Linked DNA regions of Homo sapiens: region 2 is linked to region 1. Evidence: read pairs that join two places in POLR2A ChIA-PET (ENCODE). Cell type or tissue: IMR-90. All regions are shown on one strand. Links, peaks and the distances in the headings refer to the core of each region. The heading gives the core; the rest is flanking DNA. Region 1 overlaps DDHD1 (DDHD domain containing 1). Region 2 overlaps LOC105370502 (a long non-coding RNA gene).

What was found. ChIA-PET counts read pairs that join two places held together with the same protein. Peaks named below come from ENCODE experiments on the same cell type or tissue, not always from the same donor. Only the 100,000 strongest peaks of a DNase experiment are listed, where the experiment ranks them.
Region 2: POLR2A ChIA-PET joins it to region 1 with 6 read pairs; 2 of 35 experiments call an interaction of 5 or more read pairs at or near these places.

The regions. Positions count from the first base shown.
Region 1 is chr14:53,125,065-53,129,064 of GRCh38, reverse strand. The region is part of intron 1 of DDHD1 (DDHD domain containing 1); the gene reads left to right. Among named protein-coding and RNA genes, the nearest start is that of DDHD1, 26 kb to the left of the region's middle. In IMR-90, for the core only: no CTCF peak of the experiment used is centred there; no DNase peak of the experiment used is centred there; H3K27ac peaks cover 374 bases.
Region 2 is chr14:53,195,249-53,212,708 of GRCh38, reverse strand. The region is part of intron 5 of LOC105370502 (a long non-coding RNA gene); the gene reads right to left. Among named protein-coding and RNA genes, the nearest start is that of DDHD1-DT, 51 kb to the right of the region's middle. In IMR-90, for the core only: no CTCF peak of the experiment used is centred there; no DNase peak of the experiment used is centred there.

The sequences.
Region 1 (4,000 bases), core at 1-4,000:
ATTGTGGTGGGATTATCATTAGTTCTTATAGGTTTGGGATAGGTGGGCCAGGGGTGGATCTCACAAAGTACATTCTCAAGGGCAGGGAGAATATTATAAAGTACCTTGTTAAGAGCAGGGGAATATCACAAAGTGCATTATCACAAGGGCAGGGAGGGTGTATTGTCATAAGGTCAGTTGATCAGTTAGGGTGGGGCAGGAACATATCACAATGGTGGAATGTTATCTTTTGTGGTTCTTCAGTTGCTTCAAGCCATCTGGATGTATACCTGCAGGTCACAGGGGATATGATGGCTCAGCTTGGGCTCAGAGGCCTGACATTATGCAGTTATGGGCTGTAGGTAGAAGTGATAGACTTTTGTATCAGAACTGTTGGCTTCTGGCCCTTTTTTGCTGACATAATACATATGGCCTAACTGAACCAGCTGTTGCACTTAATTTCTTATGCTCCTACAGTGGACTGAAGGTTAATATCTCCCCAAAATTTGTATGTTGAAATACTAAACCTCTAGGTGATGGTATTGGGGAAGTGGGGCCTTTGGGAAGTGATAAGGTCATACGGCAGAGTCCTGTGAATCGCATTAACACCCTGCTCCTTCCCCACTTCCACCATGTGAGGGCACAGTGAGAAGGCACAATGAACCAGAAAGTGGACCCTCACCAGACACCAAATCTGCTGGTGCCTTGATCTTAGACTTGGCAGTCTCCAGAGATGTGAGACATAAGTTTCCATTGTTAAAAGCTACCAACTTTATGGTATTTTATTACAGCAGCCTAGATGGACTAAGACAGATCCTTAGTCTCCATATATTAGTCCATTCTTATGCTGCTATGAAGAAATATCCAAGACTTGGTCATTTATAAAGGAAAGGGGTTTAATTGACTCACAGTTCCACGTGGCTGGGGAGGCCTCAGGAAACTTACAATCATGGTGGAAAGGGAAGCAAACTCGTCCTTCTTCACATGGTAGGAGGAGAGAGAAATATAGAGCGAAGAGGGGAAAGCCCCTTATAAAACCATTAGATCTCGTGAGAACTCACTGTCAGAATAGCATGGGGCAACCACCCGCGTGTTCTGTTCACCTCCCATGAGGTTCCTCCCCCAACACGTGAAGATTACAATTTGAATTACAGTTCAAGATGAGATTTTGGGTGGGGACATGGCCAAACCATGTCATTCCACCTTTCTTATTCTGTCTTGGTTCATACAACTATACAACTCAATGTAAAAACAGACTCTTAAGGATCTATTTTCACATAAAAAGACCTACCTTTTACTAATAACACCAGGAAGTAAATCAGAGCATTGAGTTAGCTTGCCAGTCATTGTGTGTCTGTAGCGATCTTACCTTCAGGTCTTAGTATGTATTTGTTTTTTGATTCTCTGGGCTTCCTTCTCCAGCTGTCATGGCATAAGGTTTTTATTTTAGAAGACTTGGTGGGGAAAATGGTGTTTAGTTCTACCAAATGGCTGAGGATTCTTCACGGTTAGTCTTGATGTAGCTGTGTGTAACTACTGCATGTGGATTTAGAAACTTCAAACAATATTCCACAAATTAAAATAATGCCATAATTTGGCATGAGATTTTGTAGTTTACAAAGTACTTTCACATACATTATTTTATTAATCCCCATTGTAACCCTGCAGTGAGACAATATCTTCATGTTATAGATGATAAGCTGAGGCTCAGAGAGGTTAAGGGGTGAACTGGAATTTTAGGCTAGGCCTCCTGAGTCCTTAACCCAGTTCTTTTTCTACTGTTGTACAGTCTGCAACTTCACTGTTTACACGATTTGAGCAGATAATGAAGCTTAGGTTGCCAATAATACTTAATATCCTGGATTATTTTGTAACCTGTGTAAAATTTCCTCACTCAACTTTATTGCTATGTATTCCTCCTGTTTGATGATTTTCTAAATAAATTTCTCAATTGTCTGGTAACTTTAGTTTCTTAAGTGTTTCTTCTGCTTTTTTAAAAAAACATATGTTCAAGCGTTTACATCTGTGCTTGTTAGCATTATGAATTTTGACTACACAAATCTTTTTCTCCTTTTTCTCTGTTCTTTTTTAAAAAATTTTAGTTTCTCTTTTGATTTCAACCCGTTAGAGCTTAAATTCTCACGTGATTGTTTTATTTATAGCTAGTTAATCCTCCTGACTAGTAACTATTTTGACAGTCTGACATTTGTTTGCCATCTTCTAAACGCTGTGCTTCTCTTTTGTAACGTGAATTGTTTTCTTTCAATACATTTTTTCAAAACTTTAATTTCATTAATTCAACAAATAGTTAATATTTACTAGGTAAAAAAAAAGATGGGAATGACCACTTCTACGTCAAGTAAAAAGCTTTCCAGAGAAATTGATGCTTGATATGAGTCTTAAAGAAAGATGTTACATCAGCCGGGTGGGTGGCTCATGCCTATAATCCCAGCACTTTGGGAGGCCAAGGTGGATGGATTGCTTGAGCCCAGGAGTTCAAGAGCATCCTGGATAACATGATGAAACCCCATCTCTACTAAAAATACAAAAAATTAGCTGGGGATGGTGGCGCATGCCTGTAGTCCCAGCTACTTGGGAGCTGAAGTGGGAGGATTACCTGAGCCCGGGAAGTCGAGGCTGCAGTGACCCGTGATTGCTCCACTGCACTGCACTCTAGCCTGGGAGATGGGAGTGAGACCCTGTCTCAAAAAGAGTAAAATAGGGTATGCAGACACTACATTTAGATGTATTATAATGAAAATGTTTGAATTCATATTCACTTCTATTTCACCCTTTCAATTTTTCTATTTTTGTGTATCATAATGAATCAAACATTTTAGAACAATAATATATATACATAATTTGTAAATATGTATACATAAAAATACTGAAAATATTTTTACCTTGGGTAAATGATCAGATTTAGAGAATTAACTGTTTTTAACTAGTTGGGAACCAGTGATCACTTATGCAAGGACTGTGTTTTGTGATATATAACTTGAAGAACTTAAAGTACATATTTCTGGACCCTATCTTCAGAGACTGGTTTATTAAGTTTGGGAAGGAATCTTAAAAAATCCATCTTTGCTGGGCGCGGTGGCTCACGCCTGTAATCCCAGCACTTTGGGAGGCCAAGGCAGGCAGATCACGAGGTCAGGAGTTCGAGACCAGCCTGGTCAACATGGTGAAACCCTGTCTCTACTAAAGATACAAAAAATTAGCCGGGCATGGTAGTGGGTACCTGTAATCCCAGCTACTCGGGAGACTGAGGCAGGAGAATCATATGAACCCAGGAGGCGGAGGTTGCAATGAGCCAAGATCACACCATGGCCCTCCAGCCTGGGTGACAGGGCGAGATTCCATCTCAAAAAAAAAAAAAAAAATCCATCTTTTAATTTAATTCCTCAGGTGATTCTGACTATAGGCCAGGTTTAGAAACCACAGGTTTAAATCATGGAAAATATGTAGAGTAGAAAGAGAAAATAGAAAAGTTTGAATGACACTGTGCTGATATTAAAAGTTTCAACTATGTTAATACATATTCTTTTGATTTTAATAATCTGATAGAATGGCTATAATCAGTGTGGAATTGATTGTATCTACTAAGCTAAAATCAACACTGAAAATTCAGACAACTGTTTTACGGTTGTATACTCCATTTTATTTAGCAAGGTTTTTCTTCCATATCTATGCAGGTTATATCAAATATTTTTTTTCTTAGCTAAGTACCTAGAGAGAAATTTTTCCCTAAGCATATAAAATTCTGCATTGCCTAGATCCACCAAAATATTAAACTTGGAAGAGTTGATATAAAATGGCCTGTGATTTAAAGTCTCTTCTCCAAATTGAGATGCAAAGAATTGAGAATATATAAAAGCTACCTCCATGAATTAAAATTTGCAAAAAGGCTAAGAGTCTTATGTTGGAGTCCTTGCCCTGATACCTCAGATTGTGACAGTATTTGAAGATAAGACCTATAAAAGAGGTGATAAAGTTAAATTGAGACATTTAGGGTAGGTCC
Region 2 (17,460 bases), core at 5,318-9,317, 78 kb before region 1:
ACAACAGTGTCCACTCCCACCAGATACTTAATAAATGGACCCCCCCTACACACACACAAAATACACAAATGAACAGAAAAATGACTATGAAAGCACTTTTAAAGTCAAAGTGCTATGAAAAACATGTTGCAAATGAATCTGCAACCTAGTTACAATACAGACTTGCTTGTTTGTTTGTTTTTTGAAACGGAGTCTCACTCTCACCCAGGCTGGAGTGCAGTGGTACAATCTCAGCTCTCTGCAACCTCTGCTCCCAGGCTCAAGCAATTCTCCTGCCTTAGCCTACTGAGTAGCTGGGATTACAGGCACCCGCCACCACGCCTGGCTAATTTTTGTATTTTTTTTTAGTAGAGTCGGGGTTTCACCATGTTGGCCAGGCTGCTCTCGAACTCCTGACCTCAAGCAATCTGCCCACCTCAGCCTCCCAAAGTTCTGGGATTACAGGTGTCAGCTACCTTACCTCACCTTAAAATGCAGACTTTGATTCAGAAAGTCTAAGGTGGGGCCTGAGAGTTTGTATTTTTAATAAGCTGTAGGTGAGGCTAACACTGTCTATGGCCCACACTCTAAGTTGCAAGGTTTTATACTGGTGGTTCCCAGCTTTGACTATACATTAGAATTTCCCCATGGATCTCTGAGAATATAGAGTCTGATCCACTTCCCAAATTAAATCAGAATCTCCGAGTGTGAGACCCAGACATCAGTATTTTTAAAATGTTCCTCAGTAATTCTAATGCACAGCCAGGGCTGAGAATAGTTGATCTCTAAGTAATCACACATGATATATTCAAATTACCTTAAAATCTAAACTATGTGTTCCAAACATGAGAGTTTTCTATTATTTATGATTGCATTAATGTTGATTATACCAAATATATCATTTTATTCTCTTCAAATCACTTACTTATTGTAAAATAATGTCTTTACCCAGCATTATCTAAACAGCCAGAAAAGAAACTTCTAACAGCTTTTAAAATAAAGCTTTACTTAATATTTAAAGTTTACTTAATGTTTACTTGAATTTTCTCAACTTACTACCATCTTTAAAAAAAAAAGATCAGTAACTGTTTTATACAATAATTATGATATATATTTTTCTTAGAAATAGGCCAATGTACCTCCCAAAGAAAGTGCCCTCAACATTAAGGATGCCAAGTGTCAGATGTCACAGCATGTGGTCCTAAAAAGCTGACTTCCAGAGTGCTCCATTGTTTTTTGTTGTTTGTTTGTTTTGAGACAGAATTTCGCTCGTTGCCCAGACTGGAGTGCAATGGCGCGAACTCGGCTCACTGCAGCCTCCGCCTCCCAAGTTCAAACAATTCTCCTGCCTCAGCCTCCTGAAAGTAGCTGGGATTACAGGCACCCGCCACCACACCCAGCTAATTTTTGTATTTTTAGTAGAGACGGGTTTTCACCATGTTGGCCAGGCTGGTCTCGAACTCCTGACCTGAGGTGATCCACCCACCCCAGCCTCCCAAAATGCTGGGATTACAGGCATGAACCACCGTGCCCGGTTTCCGTTGTTTTTATAGTCTGTCTTAAAGAAGCAGAGTCAGGTGACTTTAAAAAAATCTATTTTAAGAAAAATTATCAAATAAAAATCCACAGCTACACAGAAGATATATTAGAGAGTGTTCTTTCAAACAAAATAAAGATCTTAATAGCATACCTTTAACTTATAAGTAAGTCACCAGAGTTCCTATAAAATATAATCCAGTCTTCTACTCAATTTCTACCAACTCTTCACAAAGACATCTGTGCCATAATGTAAGGAATGTTTATAGGGTTAACTTTGATCTTGGTGTTTAAAAAAGCAGCCCAGATAATACAAAACTTTCTAGACTTGGAGTGATCTGTTTTAACATTGTACTAGAAACGGGCTACATAATCCATTTCAGGTCCCTGAATCCTGGGTTTCAATCAGCAGATGCTGGAATCTCCTCTTGCCAAAATGTGAATTAAAATATCTCGTACAGTACTAGGAAGAGGTACTCGGCCAACACTGCCAACTCTAGTGTTGCTGCAGCTGAGTCTCAGAATGATAAAGAGAAGCTCAGTTATGCATTTGGTCAAACCAAAGCTGAGTGCAGGAACTAAGTAAACCTCTCACAAGCCTCTTACCCTTTAAGAATAAAAGATTGAGGAGAGGATGTGGAGAAATAGGAACACTTTTACACTGTTGGTGGGACTGTAAACTAGTTCAACCATTGTGGAAGTCAGTGTGACAATTCCTCAGGGATCTAGAACTAGAAATACCATTTGACCCAGTCATCCCATTGCTGGGTATATACCCAAAGGACTATAAATCATGCTGCTATAAAGACACATGCACACGTATGTTTATTGTGGCACTATTCACAATAGCAAAGACTTGGAACCAACCCAAATGTCCAACAATGATAGACTGGATTAAGAAAATGTGGCACATATACACCACGGAATACTATGCAGCCATAAAAAATGATGAGTTCATGTCCTTTGTAGAGACATGGATGAAATTGGGAATCATCATTCTCAGTAAACTATCACAAGGACAAAAAACCAAACACTGCATATTCTCACTCATAGGTGGGAATTGAAGAATGAGAACACATGGACACAGGAAGGGGAACATCACACTCTGGGGACTGTTGTGGGGTGGGGGTAGGGGGTAGGGATAGCATTAGGAGATATACCTAATGCTAAATGACAAGTTAATGGGTGCAGCACAGTAGCATGGCACATGTATACATATGTAACTAACCTGCACATTGTGCACATGTACCCTAAAACTTAAAGTATAATAATAATAAAATAAAATAAAATAATAATAAAAAAAAGGAAAAAAAACAAAATTACTTTCACACATACAGACTTAGTATCACTCATAATACAAAAGAAATGTTTAATAAATGTGTACTAGATTAATAAAAGAAATAAAAGACTGAAATAATAACCTTTAGAAGACTAATAGTTAAAATTCTTCATTAGGTACAACTCTTATGATGTACCTTTTCTGATAATCTTACATTTCCAGGCAATTGTAATTGTCAAAGAGATATTTGAAACAGCATGATTTGTATTCATGTTAAAAAAAAAAAAAAGATGACAATGTGCCAAATTCAATAAATTGTGCTATTGTGAAATATAACCATCTGACGGAAAGGAGAAGTGCCAGGAATTGGCCAAAGGGTTCTCTACACATAAATTTCCTAACGGACTGAAGTTTGTATTCTTATGGCTGAACTCAAAACACAAAAATGCTTTGTACATATTAAGGAAAAGCATTATTAAACCTAAGATCCAGCTTTTATTCCCCTCTAATTAACTCAGCACCTTGAAATCTGGTTTCCAGTTTTATCCTTTTTCTGAAACTTTTCTAAGATTAGCAATGGCATCCCACAGAAAAGAGAACAGGTGCCAGAAATCTGGAGAATATCTTTTCCCCCACTGATTTTCAACAAAGGGAAGAATATAAATTATATAAAACAAAATGGGTGGCAAATAAATCCACCATTGATTCTAGGAAAATCTCTAGAATTATTTTAAATATATTAAACACTTAGAAAATTGTGATCACAAGGAATTACACTGAATTCAAGAACACTCATGACAAACATTTTTTCCTAAGATTCGTAATGTGGTAAAAATCTCAGAACTGCTATAGGTACTAAAAATCTGCATTTCAGCAGTCATGATGTCCTTATGGACAAGATGAATAAAGCGACTGCTCAAAAGTACACATAGAACCAAACCCAAAGAATGCTGAGTTATGAGTCAAAGTCACCGCGGACAGAGATTTCCAAAAGCATTCCCCAGAGCACCGACCTTGTCCCTAACTACTTCAAGCTCTTACTGACAACTTGAATGAGGGTATTTGTGGCCCAGTGATCAAATTTTCAGACAATTTGAAGGTAGGAAATGCCATTAATGGTAAATAACTGAATTAGATCACAAAAAGGTCACAACTGTCTGCACCAATAGGCCAAATCTGACCAGATTTAATTTAACAGGACAAACATAAAGTACTACCCAACATTGGGTAGTTTACAAAGGAAAGAACTTTAATTGACTCAGTTCTGCAGGGCTTTGGAGGCCTCAGGAAACTTACAATCACAGTGGAAGGGGAAGCAAACATGTCCTTCTTCTCATGGCAGCAGGAAGAAGTGCCAAGCAAAAGGGGAAAAGCCCCTTTTAAAACCATCAGATCTCGTGAGAACTCACTCACTATCATGAGAACAATAGATGTAACCACCCTCATGATTCAATTACCACACATCTGGTTCCTCCTACAACACATGGGGATTACGGGAAGTACAATTCAAGGTGAGATTTGGGAAGGAACACAGCCAAACCATATCATCCAAGGTGTGTGTGTGTGTGTGTGTGTGTGTGTGTGTGTGTGTGTATCACATTTTATTTATCCACTCATTGATTGATGGGCATTTGGGCTGGTTCCATATTTTTGCAATTGAGAATTGTGCTGCTATGAACATGCATGTGCAAGTATCTTTTTTGTACAATGACTTTTCTTCCTCTGTGTAGATACAGAGGAGTGGGATTACTGGATCAAGTGGTAGATATACTTCTAGCTCTTTAAGGAATCTCCACAGTTTTCCATAGTGGTTATACTAGTTTACATTCCCACCAACAGTGTAAAAATGTTCCCTTTACACCACATCCACACCAACATCTATTATTTTTGGTTTTTTGATTATGGTCATTCTTGCAGCAGTAAGGTGATACCGCATTTTGATTTTGATTTGCATTTCCCTGTTAAATAGTGATGTTAAGCATTTTTTCATATGTTTGTTGGCCATTTGTATATCTTCTTTTGAGAATTATCTATTCACGTTCTTTGCCCACTTTTTGATGTGATTGTTTGTTTTGTTCTTGATGATTTGTTTGAGTTCCTTGTAGATTCTGGAGATTGGTGTTTTGTTGGGTGTCTAGATTGTGATGATTTTCTCCCACTCTGGGTTGTCTGTTTACTTTGCTGATTTATTTCTTTTGCTGTGCAAAAGTTTTTATGTAATTAAGTCCCGTCTGTTTATCTTTATTTTTGTTGTGTTTTCTTTTGGGTTCTTGCTTGTGCAGTCTTTGCCTAAGCAAGTATCCAGAAGGGTGTTTCCAGCGTTTTCTTCTAGAAATTTTATGGATTCAGGACTCGATTTAAGTCTTTGATCCATCGTGAGGTGATTTTTGTATAAGGTGAAAGATGAGGATCCATTTTCATTCTTCTACATGTGGCTTTCCAATTATCCCAGCATCATTGTTGAATAGGGTGTCTTTTCCCTGTTTTTTGTTTTTGCTTCCTTTGTCAAAGATTGGTTGAATGTAAGTGTTTGGCTTTATTTCTGGGCTCTCTATTCTGCTCCATTGGTCTATATGCCTGTTTTTACACCAGTACCGTGCTGTTTTAGAGACTGTGGCTTTATAGTGTAGTTTGAAGTCTGGTAATGTAATGCCTCCAGATTTGTTCTTTTTACTTAGTCTGGCTTTGACTATGTGGCCTTTTTTGGTTTCATATGAATTTTAAGACTGCTTTTTCTAGTTCTGTTAAGAAGGATGGTGGCATTTTAATGGAAATTGCATTGAATTTGTAGATTGCTTTTGGCAGTATGGTCATCTTCACAATACTGATTCTACCCATCTATAAGCATGAGATGTGTTTCCATTTGTTTGTGTCATCTATGATTTCTTTCAGCAGTGTTTTGTAGTTTTCCTTGTAGAGGTCTTTCACCTCCTTGGTTAAGTATATTCCTAAGTATTTTATTTTTTTGCAGCTATTGTAAAAGCAGTTGAGTTCTTGATATGGTTCTCAGCTTGGCTGCTATTGGTGTATAGCAAAGCTACTGACTGTGTATTTTAATTTTGTATCCTAAAACTTTGCTGAATTCATTTACCAGTTCTAGGAAGTTTTTAGATGAGTCTTTAGGATTTTCTAGATATACAATCATGTTATCAGCAAACAGCAACAGTTTGGCTTCCTCTTTAGCAATTTCGGTGCCTTTTATTTCTTTCACTTGTCTGACTGCTGTGGCTAGGACTTCCAGCACTATGTTGAGAAGTCGTGAAAGTGGGCATCCTTGTTTTGCTCCAGTTCTCTGAGGGAATGCTTTAAACTTTTCCCCATTCAGTATGATGTTGGCTGTGGGTTTGTCATAGATGATTTTTATTACCTTAAGGTACGTCCCTTTAATGTCCATTTTGCTGAGGGTTTTAATCATAAAGAGATGGTGGATTTTGTCAACTGCTTTTTCTGCATCTATTGAGATGATCATGTGATTTTTGTTTTTAATTATGTTTATGTGGTGTATACATTTATTGACTTGTGGATGTTAAAACATCCCTGCATCCCTGGTATGAAACCCACTTGATCAAGGCAGATTATCTTTTTGATATGCTGTTGGATTCAGTTAGCTAGTAGTTTGTTGAGGATTTTTTGCATCTGTGTTCATCAGGAAGGTTGGTCTGTAGTTTTCTTCTTTTATTATGTCTTTTTCTGATTTTGTTATTAGGGCAATTTGGCTTCATAGAATGACTTAGGGAGGATTCCCTCTTTATCTTTTGGAATAGTGTCAATAGGATTGGTACCAATTCTTCTTTGAATGTCTGAGAGAATTCAGCTGCTAGTCCATCTGGTCCTAAACTTTTTTTGTTGGTAACTTTTTAATCACTTTTTCAATCTCGCTGCTTGTTATTGGTCTGTTCAAAGTTTCTGTTTCTTTCTGATTTAATCTAGGAGTGTTGTATATTCCAGAAATTTATCCACCTCCTCTAGGTTTTCTTGTTTAGCACATAAAGCTGTTCATAGTAGCCTTGAATGATCTTTTGTATTTCTATGGTATCAGTCGTAATGTCTCCTGTTTCATTTCTAATTGAGCTTATTTGGATCTTCTCTCTTCTTTGCTTGGTTAATCTCTCTAATGGTATATAAATTTTACTTATCTTTTCAAAGAACCAGCTTTTTGTTTTATTTCTCTTTTATATTTTGTTTGCTTGTTTCAATTTCATTTGGTTCTGCTCTAATCCTGGTTATTCCTTTTCTTCGGATGCATTTGGGTTTGGTTTTTTCTTGTTTCTCTAGCTCCTAGAGGTGTGACCTTAGATTGTCTATTTGTGCTCTTTCAGACTTTTGGATGTAGGCATTTAATGCTATGAACTCTCTTCTTAGCACTGCCTTTGCTGTACCCCAGAAGTTTTGATAGGTTGTGTCACTATTATTGTTCAGTTCATATATATATATATATATATATATATATATATATATATATATATATATATATATTTTTTTTTTTTTTTTTTTTTTTTTTTTTTTTTTTTAGATGGAGCCTCACTCTGTCACCTAGACTGGAGTGCTATAGCACAATCTCGGCTCACTGCAACCTCCACCTCCCAGGTTCCAGCAATTCTCCTGCCTCAGCCTCTGAAGTAGCTGGGATTACAGGTGCCTGCCACCATGCCCAGCTGATTTTTGTATTTTTAGTAGAGACAGGTTTTCACAATGTTGGCGAGGCTAGTCTCAAACTCCTGATCTCAAGTGATCTGCCCGCCTCAGCCTCCCAAAGTGCTAGGATTACAGGTGTGAGCCACCACACCTGGCCTAGTTCAAAGAATTTTTTAATTTCCATGTTGATTTTATTGTTGACCCGAGGGTCATTCAGGAGGAGGTTATTTAATTTTCATGTATTTGCATGGCTTTGAGGGCTCCTTTTGGAGTTGATTTCCAATTTTAGTCCACTGTAGTCACAGAGAGTACTTGCTATAACTTTGATTTTCTTAAATTTGTTGAGACTTGTTTTGTGGCCTATCATATGGTCTATCTTGGATACTGTTCAATGTGCTCACGAATAGAATATACATTCTGCAGTTGTTGAGTAGAAGGTTCTGTAAATAGCTGTGAAGTCTATTTGTTCTAGGGTATAGTTTAAATCCATTGTGTCTGTATTGGCTTTTTGTCTTGACGACCTGTCTAGTGTCCTCCACTATTATTGTGTTGCCATCTATCTCATTTCTTAGGTCTAGTAGTGATTGTTTTATAAATTTGGGAGCTCCAGTGTTAGATGCGTATATATTTAGGATTGAAATATTTTCCTGTTGGACTAGTTCTTTTACCATTGTATAATGTCCCTCTTTGTCTTTTTTAACTGCTGTACTTTTAAAGTTTGTTTTGTCTAATATAAGAATAGCTACTCCTGCCTGCTTTTGTGTCCATTTTCCTGGAATATCTTTTTCCAACCCTTTACCTTAAGTTTATGTAATTCCTTATGTGAGTCATGTGTCATGTGAGTCTCTTGAAGACAGAAGATGCTTGATTGGTGAATTCTTATCCATTCTGCCATTCTGTACCTTTTAGATGGAGCATTTAGGCCATTTACATTCAACATTAATATTGAGATGTGAGGTACTATTCTGTTAATCATGCTATTTATTGCCTGAATACCTTGTAGTTTATTATTATTATTATTGTTTTATAGGTCCTGTGAGATTTACACTTTAAGAAGGTTCTATTTTGGTGTATTTTGAGGATTTGTTTCATGATTTAGAGCTCCTTTTAGCAGTTGTTGTAGTGCTGGCTTAGTAGTGGCAAATTCTCTCAGCATTCATTTGTCTGAAAAAGACTATCTTTTCTTCATTTATGAAGCTTAGTTTTGCTGGATACAAAATTCTTGGCTGATAATTGTTTTGTTTAAGGAGACTAAAGATAGGACCCCAATCCCTTCTAGCTCGTAGGGTTTCTACTGAGAAATCTGCTCTTAATCTGTTAAGGTTTTCCTTTATAGGTTATTTGATGCTTTTGCCTCACAGCTCTAAAGACTATTTCCTTCGTCTTGAGTTTAGAAAACCTGATGACTGTGTGCCTAGGTGATGATCTTTTTGCAATGAATTTCCCAGGTGCTCTCTGAGCTTCTTGTATTTAGATGTCTAGATCTCTAGCAAGGCTGGGAAAGTTGTCTTCTATTATTCCCTCAAATATGTTTTCCAAACTTTTAGATTTCTCTTCTTCCTTGGGAATACCAACTATTCTTAGGTTTACTTGTTTAACATAATCCTAAACTTCCTGGAGGCTTTGTTCATTTTTTTTTATTATTCTTTATTATTTGTCTTTGTAGGATTGGCTTAATTCAAAACCCTTGTCTTCAAGCTTTGAGGTTCTTTCTTCTACTTGTTCAATTCTATTGCTGAGACTTTCCAATGGATTTTGCAATTCTCTAAGTGTGTCCTTCTTTTCCAGAAGTTGTGATTGTTTTTTATTTAGGCTATCAATTTCACTGGAGATGTTTCCATTTATATTACTTTTTTCATTTCCTTAAGATGGACTTCACCCTTCTGTGGTATCTCCTTCACTGGCTTAATAGTCAACCTTTTGAATTCTGTTTCTAGCAATTTAGAGATTTTGTCTTGGTTTGGATCCATTCCTGTTGAGCTACTGTGATCTTTTGGGGGTGTTAAAGAACTCTGTTTTGTCATATTACCAGAATTGTTTTTCTGGTTTCTTCTCATTGGGGTAGACTATGTCAGAGGGAAGATCTGGGGCTCAAAGACTGTTGTTTAGATTATTTTGTCCCACCGGGTGCTGCTTTGACATAGTGCTCTGCACTTTCTCCTAGATTTAGGCCTTCCTGAGAGCTGAACTGCAGTGATTGTTATTTCTCTTCTGGATTAGCCACCCAGCAGAGCTACCAGACTCCAAGCTGGTACTGAGGAGTGTCTGGAAAGAGTCCTGTGATGTGATCCATCTTCAGGTTTCTCAGCCATGGATACCAGCACCTGCTCAAGTGGAGGTAGCAGGCGAGTAAAGTGGACTCTGTGAGGTGCTTGGTAGTATTTTTGTTGTGTTGCATTGGTTTTGTGTTGGTTGGCCTTCAGCCAGGAGGTGGTGCTTTCAAGAGCACATCAGCTGTGGCAGTACAGGGAGGATCAGGAGGTGGGTGGGGCCACAGAGCTCCCAAGAAGTTATTTTCTTTGTCTTTGGAGTTCCTTGGCTGTCCCATGGAGCCTGAAGTTGAAGTTCAAAGGGTCTGTGGATTATCTTGGCTTTCCTGGTATGTTCCTGTAGTAGTTATTGGAGCAAAAGTTCATGATATGGGTCTCCACACGCTTCTCTGTCTGTCTGAGTGGGAGCTGCAAGTTAGTCCTGCCTCCTATCTGCCATTTTCCCAAAATTTTAAAATTCTCTAATTTTGCCCTAGCCCAGGCCAGGGCCAAGGCTGCCTCAGGGAGCAGTGGTGTGCCTGTGGACTGTGGCTGTGGGGTGGGTCTGGCACCTTTTAAAGTTTGATAAGAAACATTTACCAACTATTCTCTCTGAAGCCTGCTACATGGAGACTTCATCTGCGTAATAAGAACCTTAGTCTCCACAACCCCTTATCTTAACCCAGACATTCCTTTCTATTGATTTCAGGTCTTTAAATAACAACTTAACTCTTTCAATCAGTTGCCAATCAGAAAATCTTTGAGTCCACCTACGGTTTGATTTGATTAATGTTTGCTTGTAACTTCTGTCCCCCTAAAATGTACAAAATCAAGCTATAACCCAACCATCTTGGGTAAATGTTCTCAGGACCTCCTGAGATTGTGTCACAGACATGTCCTTAACGTTGGCAAAATTAACTTCTAAATTGATTGAGACTTGTCTCAAATACTTTTTAGTTTACAGTACATTAATATGGTAATACTCTAACCCTCTACAAGCCCTTTATTTGGGCTTTACTGAACTGCCTACTGTATAGCCCTACTGTATAGCCATTTCTAAGCAAATCTGAAAAACATTTATGATCTTAATAGCTATAATTTATTAAGTGTTTCTTGTGTACCTAGCACTCAGCTAGGTATTTATAAATAAATTACTTCTAAACCTCACCAAAATGCAGCAGGGGTATGCATTATTACTTCCATTTTATGTATATCCTCACGGAAACTCAGATGATTTAGAGATTTATGTGTCCAAAAATCAGAGGTCAAGTGCCTGGCCCACCTTCTTTCCACTTTCTCCCCAGATAATTGTCCCCAAATATTTTGGCCATCTTAGAAAAGTAGTCCCCATTCCAAGCCCAAACCCACCAAGTTCCTCAGCAGTTCCTAACCTTAGTAGAATAGTCCTACAGATGCATTTCACACTTTGTTACCTCTATGCAATACATTCATAGCTTTATTTGGTCACTGACTGTATTAGTTCATTTTCACACTGCTGACAAAGACATATCAAAACTGGGAAGAAAATGAGGTTTAACTGGACTTACAGTTCCACATGGCTGGGGAGGCCTCAGAATCATGCCGGAGAGTGAAAGTCACTTCTTACATGGTGGCAGCAAGAGAGAAATGAGGAGGAAGCAAAAACAGAAACCCTGATAAGCCCATTAGATCTCTTGAGACGTATTCACTATCATGAGAATAGGACAGGAAAGACCACTCCCCATGATTCAATTACCTCCCCCAGGTCCTTCCCACAACATGTAGGAATTCTGGGAGATATAATTCAAGTTGAGATTTCAATGGGGACACAGCCAAACCATATCATTCCGCCCCTGGCCCCTCCAAATCTCATGACCTCACATTTTAAAACCAATCATGCCTTTCCAACATCCCCCCCAAACTCTTAACTCATTTCAACATTAATCCAAAAGTCCACAGTCCAAAGTCTCATCTGAGATAAGGCAAGTCCCTTCCACCTATGAGCCTGTAAAATAAAAAACAAGCTAGTTACTTCCTAGCTACAATGAGGGTACAGGTATTGGGTAAATACAGCCATTCCAAATGGGAGAAATTGGCCAAAACAAAGGGGTAACAGGGCCCATGCAAGTCTGAAATCCAGTGGACAGTAAAATTTTAAAGCTCCAAAATGATCTCCTTTGACTCCAGCTCTCACATCCAGGTCATGCTGATGCAAGAGGTAGGTTCCCATGGTGTTAGGCAGCTCCACCCTTGTGGCTTTTTAGGGTACAATCTCCCTCCTGGCTGTTTTCACGGGCTAGCATTGAGTGTCTGCAGCTTTTCCAGGTGCACAGTGCAAGCTGTTGGTGGATCTACCATTCTGGGGTCTGGAGGATGATGGCCCTCTTCCACTAGGCAGTGCCCCAGTAGGGACTCTATGTGAGGGCTCCAACCCCACATTTCTCTTCTGCACTGCCCTAGCAGAGGTTCTCCCTGAGGGCCCCACCCCTGAAGCAAACTTTTGCCTGGGCATCCAGGCATTTCCATACATCTTCTGAAATCTAGGCAGAGGTTCCCAAACCTCAGTTCTTGACTTCTCTGCACCCGCAGGCTTAACACTACGTGGAAGCTGCCAAAGCTTGGGGTTTCCACCCTCTGAACCCACAGACCAAGTTGTATGTTGGCCCCTTCCAGCCATGGCTGGGGCAGCTGGGACACAGGGCACCATGTCCCCAGGCTGCACAGAGCACAGGGACTCTGGACCTAGCCCACGAAGCCCCTTTTTCCCCCTGGGCCTCTGGGCCTGTGATGGAAGGGGCTGCTGTGAAGTTTTCTGACATAGCCTGGAGACATTTTCCCCCTCATCTTGGGGATTAACATTAGGCTCCTTGCTACTTATGCAAATTTCTGCAGCTGGCTTGAATTTCTCCCCAGAAAATGAGCTTTTCTTTTATATCACATTGTCAGGCTGCAAATTTTCTGAACTTTTATGCTTTGCTTCTCTTATAAAACCGAATGCCTTTAACAGCACCCAAGTCACCTCTTCAATGCTTTGCTGCTTAGAAATTTCCTCCACAAGATACCCTAAATCATTTCTCTCAAGTTCAAAGTTCCACAAATCTGTAGGGCAAGGGCAAAATGCTACCAGTCACTTTGCTAAAACATCACAAGAGTCCCCTTTGTTCCAGTTCCCAACAAGTTCTTCTACTCCATCCGAGACCACCTCACCCTGGACCTTAACATCCATATCACTGTCAGCATTTTGGGCAAAGCCATTCAAGAAAGTCTCTAGAAAGTTCTCTAGAAAGTTCCAAACTTTCCCACATTTTCCTGTCTTCTTCTGAGCCCTCCAAATTGTTCCAACCTCTGCCTGTTATCCAGTTCCAAAATCACTTCCACATTTTCAGGTATCTTTTCAGCAACATCCCACTCTACTGGTAACCATTTCCTATATTAGTCCATTTTCATGCTGCTGATAAAGACATACCCAAGACTGGGAAGAAAAAGAGGTTCAATTGGACTTACAGTTCCATATGGCTGGGGAGGCTTCAGAATAATTGCAGAGGGCAAAAGCACTTTTTACATGGCAGCAGCAAGAGAGAAATGAGGAGGAAACAAAAGTGGAAACCTCTGACAAATTCATCAGATCTCATGAGACTTATTCACTATTACGAGAATAGCATGGGAAAGACCAATCCCCATGATGCAATTCAATTACCTCCTCTAGGTCTCTCCCACAACACGTGGGAATTCTAGAAGATACAATTCAAGTTGAGATTTGAATGGGAATACAGCCAACCCATATCACTGATGATCACCTGAATCACAGCTATGGTGGTGGCATCCAAGATTCTGAAAGACTTCTTCATCAGGTCTCTAATTCTCATCTTGTAGGACTTACAATGGCCATTTCTTGTTGAGATGCCACTCTTGAGCCCCCAAACCCACCACATTGTAAGTGTAACATCCCTGAGGGATTGATTTAACAGACTTGAACCAACCTTTGCAAATATAACAGTGAGAAAATTAAGACACTGAAAGAGATATCATCTAACCAACCCCTGTGTTGCCTTTAACCCCCAAACTTCCCTTAATCATTCCTGGGCTTGGGCCAAGCTAACTTTGAGAGATATTTATAGTTTAAATGATAATAGCCCTCCCCCAAAACTAAACTGCCTTTGTAAAGCTAGTGACAGACCACCAAGTTAGGAGGATGAGAGGAGCCTGAATTCTGCTTTGGTGTGGACATAAACGATTATCAGCCATTATTATTTATGTCACAAGATTTGCAACTTCCCTAATTACTCCTGCAGATAACATTACTGTCATAGAACCTAAGATTGGCCATTTGAGCTGTCTTTTCAGATTTTTCTATTTCTGAGGATGATGGCTCCACCCAGACCCACCAAACCATCCTGTGGCCCCCACCCAGAAGCGGGCTGTTTTTCACACCCCTGTGATTGCATCCCCAACTAATCAGTGGCACCCATTCCCTGGCCCACTAAACTATCCTTGAAAAACCCTACCTCTGAATTTCAGGAGAGGCTGATTTGAGTAATAATAAAACCCTAGTCTCCCATTCAGTCAGCTCTGTGTGAATTAAACTCTTTCTCTTTACAATTTCTCTGTCTTGATAAATCAGCTCTATCTGGGCAGCAGGCAAAATGAACCCATTGGGTGGTTACAGACTTACATAGGAAATGTCATGGTAATATGCACTGAAAGATCCATTTGTAGCTGAGATTCCATTTAGGAAGCAATTAGGGATTTTAAAGAGCTCTCCATCACTGCAGTATCACAAATTGCTTATCCATAGAGAATAAATTCAGATAGACACAACAGACATCTCACATAAGAGACCAGAGCTGAAGCAGCCAAGATTCAGGGCTGATAAATGAACACTAGATTCTCAAGTCTCCATCTTTCTGGGTTCACCTTTTGCTTTAACATCCAAATGCTCCAGCTCAAACCCCCATTCCAAGCACTGTAGGTGGTTCAGAACCTCTGCTAGGATTTTTGTTCATTCATTCCAACAACTTTTTATTGAGTAACTACTGTTACTCAATGTGTCAAGCTCTTATTCTAGGCACTAGAAATATAACATGAAAAGCAGGTTAAAAAAAAAAAAGTACTGCCCTCATGGAGCTTACATTCTCTGGGTGTGTTTGAGGTAGGGGAAATGGGGAGGAGGTAGGCTGTTCTGGTGTGTCCACTCTGCAGCCCACTTCCCTGTAGTCCCCTGTATCCTGCTAGCTGCTGCCACCTCTCTCTGCCCTGGTGGGAAATACTACTTTCTTCACTACTTTCTTCATTCCCCATAGCACACCACAAATACAAGCTATCTAGACATCCTTCAATCCAATCGAGTTGACACCTAACATTAACTATTGCACCTAGTGTTGGTAATAATAACAGGAAATACAACTTTCATACATTGTTAGTGTGAAAAGTAAATTGATACAACCTTTTTGATAGGTAATTAGGCAATAAATGATTCAGAAATTCTACTTGTAGGAATTTTTCCTCAGATGTATATAAAAGGATATTTTTTACAGCAGTGTTTCCCATGGCAATATGACTACAATAATGTAAATGTCCATCATAGAAGTGGTTATATAAAACCTAGTACATTCATACCATAAAACACTACGCAAAATACTATGCAACCATATTGAAAAATGAGGTAGGTCACTGAAAAGCTATATTATAGACTTCTTAAGTGGGAAAAAGTGTGATCTCACTTATATAAAGAAAAAATGTATACATAGCACTTCTAAATTTCAGTCCAAAAAACTGAAATGTATTTTTAAGAATGTCACTTTATTTCTCTAGAGCTAGATATAATATCTACATGGAATTTATATTCAACCAAGTGGCAAAACTTAATCTTCACCAATTTGATGTCCTACTTCCCAGGGTTACTTTTAAGTTTCAGGGGGTTTAGAGTTTGGCAAGGCATTCAATAGACAAATACACCTATTCCCTAGAATAGGTATCTATACATGCTGGCATCCATGAGTCATACTTTTTCCCATCTGCTCTTTTGATCATTTCACCAAGGATCAATATTTAACTGGTACCCACCAACTATAGCCAGGATAATGTTTTAGCCAGTTGTCAAAGCACTGAAATACTTCTAAGCCAGTTGGTACACAGATGCTGCCCAAAACACTGCTCCACCCACCAGACCCACCCACCCCAACTCTCCTCCACCCTTGGAGCCACCCTTACCTCTCCCACAATCCATTAACTAAAGGGTATTTCTAGGCACGGCAGGGTTTCCAGGACCTGCTCCCGTGACACAGCCAGCATGTCGTCCGACTGGCAGGTGCCCAGGCCAAATATTGTTGAATATGTGCTCCCTCAGAATACAACCAAACTAATCTATTGATAAGGCAAAGCTGAGGTTTATTAATTACTGCAGTATTGGAGAGCACTACCTTAGTAGTGAGATAAATTATCAGTAGTATCTTGGAGCAGAAATGCAAAGTCAGGACGTTTTTGGGGCTTACAGATTGAGTTTAAGACAGGTCTTCCAATAGGGGGCGGTTTGATTAATACTGGGTAAGAATCACGTTATAATCATAATTTGTGTACGTAGCAAGGTAGGGGTTTTAAAGCAAAGGTTTTAGAAACTCTTGGAGAGCAAATTATCATGATGCTTATTTAAATAAAATTTTAACAAAGTTCTTGAAATGGAAAATATAGTTAATTGCGATTTTTATGTTTCTAAGAGTATCCTGAAATAATAAAGCTATCTTGATTAAAACAATTAAATGGTAAAGTCATGTTAATGTAGAAGACATGCTGTTTGTCTATAGATGGCTTCACTTCTGTGTTCTCTCTTGTAGTCATTTTTAAGCCTGACCTGCAGGGTGCGATGCTTAACATCTGGGACGTGATCAATCCACCTCTTCATTACCCTTGTGGGTTGCCATGATTGAGCATCACGTGTCTGAAGATGGTGCTATGGTTTGAAGATGGGTTGTCCCCACCAAAACTCATGTTGAAGTTTTATTGCCAGTGTTCGGAGATGGGGCCTAGTGGGTGGTGTTTGCCCAGGCTGAGTGCAGTGGTGCAATCTCGGGCATAGGGGCAGATCCCTCAGGAATTGATTAATGCCATCTCTTGGGAGTAAACTCAACTCCTGATATCCTTTAACCTACTCTATTTTTTCCATCACACTTTTCACCTTCTAACATATTATATCTCATTTACTGTGGTTATGGTTTACTGTCAATCTGCTCACTCCCCAAAAGCAAAAAAATTTTTGTTTTTCTTTTTCACTGATGCATCCAAAACACTTAGAAGACTACCTGACACTGGCCGGGGGTGGTGGCTCAAGCCTGTAATCCCAGCACTTTGGGAGGCGGAGGTGGGCGGATCACGAGGTCAGTAGATCAAGACCATCCTGGCTAACACAGTGAAACCCCGTCTCTACTAAAAATACAAAAAAATTAGCCAGGCGTGTCGGCGGGCGCCCGTAGTCCCAGCTACTCGGGAGGCTGAGGCAGGAGAATGGCGTGATCCCAGGAGGCGGAGCTTGCAGTGAGCCGAGATCGCGCCACTGCACTCCAGTGTGGGCGACAGAGTGAGACTCCGTCTCAAATAAAAAAAAAAAAAAGACTACCTGACACTTAAAAAATATCCGATGAGCAAATAAAGCACTTAGAAAAGTACCTGGCCAATAGTCAGAACCATGTAAGTGTTCATTCTCAAGGAAGATTATCTAGTGAAAAAGGAAAAAGAAGAAAACTTTTTTTTTTTTTTTTGAGATGGAGTCTTGCTCTGTTGCCAGGCTAGAGTGCAGTGGCACGATCTCAG